Linked DNA regions of Homo sapiens: all the other regions are linked to region 1. A link is an interaction called in ENCODE POLR2A ChIA-PET data of the cell type or tissue named here. Cell type or tissue: HepG2. All regions are shown on one strand.

The links. ChIA-PET counts read pairs that join two places held together with the same protein. Peaks named below come from ENCODE experiments on the same cell type or tissue, not always from the same donor. Only the 100,000 strongest peaks of a DNase experiment are listed, where the experiment ranks them.
Region 2: POLR2A ChIA-PET joins it to region 1 with 16 read pairs; 4 of 35 experiments call an interaction of 5 or more read pairs at or near these places.
Region 3: POLR2A ChIA-PET joins it to region 1 with 23 read pairs; 4 of 35 experiments call an interaction of 5 or more read pairs at or near these places.

The regions. Positions count from the first base shown.
Region 1 is chr3:44,438,473-44,440,972 of GRCh38, reverse strand. It overlaps ZNF445 (zinc finger protein 445), which reads left to right. Exons shown (of 8, transcript NM_181489.6): 8 at 1-2,500. It also overlaps the pseudogene C3orf86P. Among named protein-coding and RNA genes, the nearest start is that of LINC01988, 12 kb to the right of the region's middle. In HepG2, no CTCF peak of the experiment used is centred here; a DNase peak (open chromatin) is centred at 1,212; H3K4me3 peaks cover 1,536 bases.
Region 2 is chr3:44,358,289-44,360,788 of GRCh38, reverse strand. The region is part of intron 3 of TCAIM (T cell activation inhibitor, mitochondrial); the gene reads right to left. Among named protein-coding and RNA genes, the nearest start is that of TCAIM, 21 kb to the right of the region's middle. In HepG2, no CTCF peak of the experiment used is centred here; a DNase peak (open chromatin) is centred at 1,428; H3K4me3 peaks cover 213 bases.
Region 3 is chr3:44,362,755-44,365,254 of GRCh38, reverse strand. All of the region lies in intron 4 of TCAIM (T cell activation inhibitor, mitochondrial), which reads right to left. Among named protein-coding and RNA genes, the nearest start is that of TCAIM, 25 kb to the right of the region's middle. In HepG2, no CTCF peak of the experiment used is centred here; a DNase peak (open chromatin) is centred at 1,444; H3K4me3 peaks cover 394 bases.

The DNA of each region.
Region 1 (2,500 bases):
CACTGCACTCCAGCCTGGGTGACAGAGCAAGACTCTGTCTCAAAAAAAAAAAAAAAAAATGCCATGGCAACATCAGGAAGTAACACTATATGGTCTAAAAAGGAGAGGAACCCTCAGTTCTGGTAATTGCTCACACCTTTCCCGGGAAACTTATGAATAATCTACCCCTTGTTTAGCATATAATCAATAAATAACCATAAAAATAGGCAACCAGCAGCCCTTGGGGCTACTCTTCCTATGGAGTAGCCATTCTGTATTTCTTTACTTTCTTAATATTAACTACTTTCACTTTGTGGACTCGCCCGAATTCTTTTCTTGAGCAAGGTCCAAGAACTCTCTCTTGGGGACTGGATCACGACCGCTTTCTGGTAACAGGAGCAATACAAATGGCTATTAGTAAACGAACGCTTAAGTAACTCTAGTACATCTATGATGAAATACCAGGCCACAGTTTTTTTAAAAATGAGGATGTTCTCTATATACTGACGCACAGTCACCAAGACATGCACTTTATAGGAAATTATAAGCTCCTCCTTGCCTAAATCTCCTTAATTTTGCTTAATAAATAACAAGTGAAGCCAGAAGCTGTAAACTCATAATTTTAATGAAGAAATGGGATCCAGAAGATGGAGATGTTTTTCATTCTACTTTATTAGATGAGGAAAAGGAGAGTAAATACTTGTATGCCAGCTACCACACCTTTTAAAGTTAATGTTAACCCTGCTAAGAACAGCAAGGAGATTTTATATCAGCCAGGTTTTAGTTGCCAGAAACCACACCAGTTATTTTAGCAAAGACCTTATAAAGAAGTGTACTATATTTAAGTAGCTAAAAAGGCAAGAAGAAAATGCCAAGGTGTCTTGGAGGTAGCAACTGCTAAGCAGCTGCCACCCCAGGACTGGGGGAGCTAGAATAGAGTCTCCCCATGTTTGACGTTTGTCTGCTAATAGCATTCAAGCTCTCCCCCTCAGTTTGCCTGGATCTGGACAAGCTGATAAGAAAGCCCAGCCACTTCCTCTTTGCGTCAGAGGGGAAGTTCAAACTGTGCAAACCCTGACTGTCAAATGCACTGAGCTCTCATAACCACAACAAAAACCAGAGCCACTTGTTCGTCCTTTCACTGAAGCCCAACAGACTGGCGTGGGTGCCCGCTTTGCTTTCCCTAGAAGGCCTCATGTGAGTAGTAAACTTTTTCATAACCTCTTGGTGTCTGCAGTGTCATCAGTTTCAACATCCGAACCAGTTTTGAGTGATGGTAGTTTATTGATCCCACCTCATGTGGAGCAAAGTGCAAAGCAGGAACAAAGAGACGTGGCTAGAATTGTTGAAAGGTGGGAGATTGGAAGAGGGACCTTGTGGAGCTGAACTCAGACCTATGGTGGAGGAGTGGACTGCTGGGCTGACATAGTGTCTGTGCTCAGGGAGGGGCCCTGTGGCCTTTGGATCTGTGCTTCTGTGGAGAGGTCCCAGCTACTAATGCTGGGGCAGGGAGCAGAAGGGAGGGTCACAATGAGACTTTGAGTGTTAGTTAACCACCTTTTGCCTGAAGAACATGTAATGGCCTTCCCTGAGGTATATGTCTTCCAAAAGTCCGCTGACGTTGCTCATGACCTATGGTCACCACTGCTTTTTGCGTTTTGCTTTTTTTTTTTTTTTTTTTTTGAGACAAGGTCTCACCCTGTCACCCAGGCTGGAGTGCAGTGGCACGATCTCAGCTCACTGCAACCTCCACTTTCCCAGGCTCAAGCGATTCTCCAGCCTCAGCCTCCTGACTAGCTGGGACTACAAGCGTGCACCACCACACCCAGCTAATTTTTGTATTTTTGTAGAGACAAGGTTTGGCCATGTTGCCCAAGCTGGTCTTGAACTCCTGACCTCAAGTGACCCACCTGCCTCAGCTTGCCAAAGTGCTGGGATTACAGGTGTGAGCCACCATGCCTGGAGTCCTTGTTTTTTTTTTTTTTATACTTTTAGGGTACATGTGCACAATGTGCAGGTTAGTTACATATGTATACATGTGCCATGCTGGTGCGCTGCACCCACTAACTCATCATCTAGCATTAGGTATATCTCCCAATGCTATCCCTCCCCCCCTCCCCCCACCCCACAACAGTCCCCAGAGTGTGATGTTCCCCTTCCTGTGTCCATGTTTTCTCATTGTTCAATTCCCACCTATGAGTGAGAATATGCGGTGTTTGGTTTTTTGTTCTTGCGATAGTTTACTGAGAATGATTATTTCCACCTTCATCCATGTCCCTACAAAGGACATGAACTCATCATTTTTTATGGCTGCATAGTATTCCATGGTGTATGTGTGCCACATTTTCTTAATCCAGTCTATCATTGCCTGGAGTCCTTTTAAAAAAATTATTTTTTTGGCCAGGCACGGTGGCTCACACCTGTAATCCCAGCACTTTGGGAGGCTGAGGCGGGCAGATCACGAGGTCAAGAGATCGAGACCATGCTGGCTAACGCGGTGAAACCCCGTCTCTAGTAAAAA
Region 2 (2,500 bases), 80 kb after region 1:
ACAAAAAATACAAAAATTAGTTGGGCACGGTGGTACATGCTTGTGGTCCCAGCTACTCAGGAGGCTGAGGTAGGAGGATCACTTAAGCCCAGGAGTTCGAGGCTGCAGTGAGCCCCTTGATGGTGCCACCACACTCCCCGCCTGGGTGACAGAGCAAGACTCTGTCTCCAAAAAAATTAAAAAAAAAAAAAGATTATATATAGGAAGTGAATAGGAACTGGGTAAACGAAACAGGAATATAGGAATGAGACTTCTCATTAAACTTTGTATTTAGTTTTGATTTTTTTTTTAAACCCACAATGTTTTGCAGATTTTTAAATTAAATTAAAGAGGATTTTTTAAAAAACCCAAAAATCCTGTGCATCACTGGGAAACCCTGGACTTTGAGTTCGATGCTATGAATAGATGGGACTTTAAGCCACTCTTCCTAAGAAAAGGGGCAAGGGTGTTCTCTAATAGTAGGAAGAAGACTGAACTGAACATGTGGTGGCAAGAAGAGTGACAAGAAGAGTGAACAGTCTTCATGGAGCTTGCATTTTAGTGAGGGGAGAAAAATAAACAACAAACCTCACAAATAAGGAAATAGGGTACATGGAAAGGAAAAAAAAACAAGTACTGCAGGGTAAAGAGGGGACGGAATGCTAGGAAGGAAAGCAGAGATGGCAATTTAAAATAGGGTAGTTTTAAAAACAAAACAAAACAAAACAAACACAAGTAATAGTGTAGTCTGGGAGAGCCTCACTGAAAGGTGAGAAAGTAAAGGACAAGCCATATCTGGGATATCTGGGAAAAGGATGCTCTAAACAGAGGCAGCAGCTAGGGCAAGGGCTTGACACAAAGGAGGAGTCAATAAATACAAGTTAAAGATAACACGAAAATGTAAACTTATCAGAACCATTAAACTCTAGGCACATTGTGTCAGGGGTCCCCAAGACCACTCTCAGGTTCAACGATTTACTAGAAGGATTCACAGAACTCAGACAAGCTGTTTTATTCACCATTATGGTTTATTACAACAAAAGAATGGAGATTAAAATCAGCAAAGGGAAAAGGTGAATAGAGCAGAATCAGGAGAGACCACGTGCAAGTTTCCAGTTGTCATTTCACAGTGGAGTTTTACAGACAGTGCTTAATCCCCCCAGCAATGGTGTGTGACAATACGTAAAAGTGTTGCCACCCAAGGAAGCTCATCCAAGTCTGGATGTCCAGAGTTTTACTGGGGGTCAGTCAGGTAAGCATTTAGTGCTTATGTGACTCACTTCAGCTACTCAGTCTCAGCTCCCCAAATACCCAAGGTCAAATTAATACAGTGCAGCCCAGGGTCTTAGACACAGGAAAACAGGTATTCACTATAAATCACATTGTTAGCATAAACTATCTGGCATGGTCAAAGGCCTCAGGCAAACAGAAACATTCCTATCCAGGGGCTCAGAGCTCATTTCCCAGTAGCCAGTCAAAGGTCAGCACTGGGGTCAGACCTTTCTTTGGAATGTGCAAGGTTTAAGCAACCCAAGCTTGCTGAGTTAACCCTTTACCACACGTAGAAGTTTTTGTTGTTTGTTTTTTAAATTTAGGAGATGAGGACTCACTATGTTGCCCAGGCTTGAATTCCTGGGCTCAAGTAATCCTCCTGCCTCAGCCTCCCTAGTAGCTGGGACTACAGGTGTGCCACCATGCCCTGCTGCATACAGAAGTCTTAATTAAAAAAAATACATTGGTAGAATAATATTAAAGTATTACTAAGCTTGATTTTTCTATACATTTTGAATTTAAAAACTTTATTAATGCATCCCCGAGTTAATGAATATTTTTCTGTTGATTCAATTTACTGATTACTTTGAAAAGTTCTGACTTTGAGTAGCCAACATATCACATATCATAATCAGAATATTTTCCTAGAAGCAAAAAAGCAAAATAGATTTTCCATTGCAAGTAGAAAAAAATAACGATGTTCTAATTTTCAAGATTTCAAGTTCCTTTTCATATTAAACTAGATATCAGTGTTAATGAAAATAGAAGGAACACTGAAGTAATTCCAAAGCATGTGGCTTTGTAATACATAGCAGTCCCTTGGTATCCATAGGGGATTGGTTCCAGGACCTCCCGTGGATACCGAAATCTGCGAATGCTCAAGTCTCTCATATAAAATAGTGTAGTATTTGCAAATAACCTATGTGTATCCTCCCATATACTTTAAGTCATTTCTAGATTACTTATAATATCTAATATAATGTAAGTGCTATGTAAGTAGTTGTTATCCTGTGTTGTTCAGGGAATAATGACAAGAAAGAGAAGTTTGTTCATGTGTAGTACAGATGTATTTTTTTCCCCTAATATTTTCAGTCTGAGGTTGGTTGAATCCATGGATGTAAAACCCATGGATATGAAGGACTGACTGTATTTTCTAATGTTAAAATATATTGACTGTCTTAACTACATCTACCATAAGTCATTTTTCATATCAGTTTGTATTCCTGGAGCACACATTAACTGATGTTGT
Region 3 (2,500 bases), 76 kb after region 1:
ATCCAGAACATGCCAACTAAGAAATACTTTTTTTTAGTTCAATAATTTGGGTAAACTTAGAACTACTGGCAAGGGAATTATTCTAGTCAGTAAAGGAGGAAAGGAAAACCCAAATTGCTGCACTGGAGGTTAAGAAAAAATAGCTCATCCTCAGAAGTGCAAAGTCAAGGAGTAAATCTGTTTCTATCTCAATTTATCAGCTCATTATTTAATCCAACATAAGAGCTGCTATATAGTGAGGATTGCCTGTACCACACTGCAAATATCCTTTACTGGTTCCTCAGGATACATTCCAAGAAGAATTTTGTGGCTTTGGGGAGAGAATTCCAAGCTGCAGAGTTTGTAGTTTGCACTAATTTATATACCCATCAATAATGTGGGAAAATGTATTTTTACCATTTATGGGTATTACCAGCAAAAAAAGAAAAAAATTAATGGGCAAAAAATACTACCTAATTATTTCAGTTTGCGTTCGAATACTGAGGCTAAAGATTTTTTTTTTTTTTTTTGAGACAGGGTCTCACTCTGTCACCCATGCTGGAGTGCAGTGGTGCCTGCCATCTTGCCTCACTGCAACCTCTGCCCCCTGGGCTCAGGTGATTCTCCTACCTTAGGCTCTCGAGTAGCGGGGACTACAGGCACATGCCACCACGCCTGGTTAATTTTTTGTATTTTTAGTAGAGACGGGGTTTTGCTATGTTGCCCAGGCTGGTCTGGAACTCCTGGACTCAAGCAATTTGCCTGCCTTGGCCTCTCAAGAGTGTTGGGATTACAGGCGTGAGCCACCACGCATGGCCTAAAGATTTTTATATACTTAACTGACATTTATATGTGTTATTTCTTGAACTGTCTATTTATTGTCTTTCTCCATTTTTGGAATGGAACTACTCTGGTTTATTTTTAATTTGTAAAAACTCTTTATGTATTAGCATCATCTTTTTGTCATATATGCTATATCTTTTCTCCCATTTCTAGTTTAATTTTTTCTGTAACCTTTTACATTTTTTTTTTTTTTAAATGACAGTCTCAGCCAGGTGCGGTGGCTCATGCCTGTAACACCAGCACTTTGGGAGGCTGAGGTGGGCGGATCACGGGGTTAAGAGATCGAGACCATCATGGCCAACATGGTGAAACCCCGTCTCTACTAAAAATACAAAAATTAGCTGGGCATTGTGGCGCTTGCCTGTAGTCCCAGCTACTCAGGAGGCTGAGGCAGAAGAATCACTTGAACCTGGGAGGCAGAGGTTGCAGTGAGCCAAGATTGCACCACTGCACTCCAACCTGGCAACAGAGTGAGACTCCGTATGAAAAAAAAAAAAAAAAAAAAAAAAAAAGACAGACTTGCTGTGTTGTCCAGTTGTCCAGGCTAGCCTCAAACTCCTGGGCTCAAGTGATTCTCCCACCTCAGTCTTCTGAGTAGCTGGGAGTACAGGCTTGTGTCACCATGCCCAGCTATAAGCTATTTTTGTTTAAGAAATCATTCAAAGTTAACCATTAACTGAAAGTAAAGGATTCTGTTTTTACTCAGCCAGAGCTGGCTACAGCTATTTGTCTTAGCATTAATTCACAGAAAGCTCTTAGCAAATCTTTAACTTATTTTAAAATTTATTCTAATAACAACATTTACTTCCTCATGAACCACCAAAAAGATACGGAGCTGAAGAAATAATTTCAGCCTTTAAGGATTTCAATGTATTAATAATGCTAAAGGCTCATAAAATTTCAGTAATGAAAATCACTAGTAAACATTTTACCTTATCACCATCTTATTTATTCAAAGCTGATTAATGATTTCTAGTGTTCTAGAAATAAAAATTTTTTAAAAATCTACTTGATTTTAATTTTATAATCAGGTAAAAATGTTACAGAAGTAAAAATGTTTTAAATCTTTGTCAGAGGGCCAATCTTTGTTATAAAGGCAAAAGGAAAAATGATTAATTACAATATTTTAAAAGAAGAATTAATAGATAATGTGGTATACAAATCAAAACACTGGACTAGGAATAAGGAGACATTAGTTCTAGTACCAGCTCTGTCCCTAATTTGCTGTGTGAAACTTCCTAAGTTTTCCACTAAGCTTTTAAATTCAGTTTACTCTTTAACTCCATGTATATTCAATATTTAAGACAAATCCAGCTGAGAGTGGTAGCAGAAGCACTAGTGGTAGCTGTAGGAACGAGCTCGACTCTTTCAACCACATACAAATAAAAACAGATTGATGATAATATTTTTATTTTAACAACTATAAAGGATATAATCTGCCTCTAAAAATTCCATCTGTCTTCCTGGAGAAATAATGAAACCTAAGTAGACCACTACATATATGTAAGATGTTATTTAATTCCTAGCCTAATCTTGACCCTGACTAACAGGAGCATACATCTATTAAAAATATTTATGAATATTTGGTTTTACACTAGTAACAATCTATCTCAGTTGCTTATGAGACTCTCATGCCTAGGAACAGCACATTCATGTATTTAAACTTTCAAACAGAATT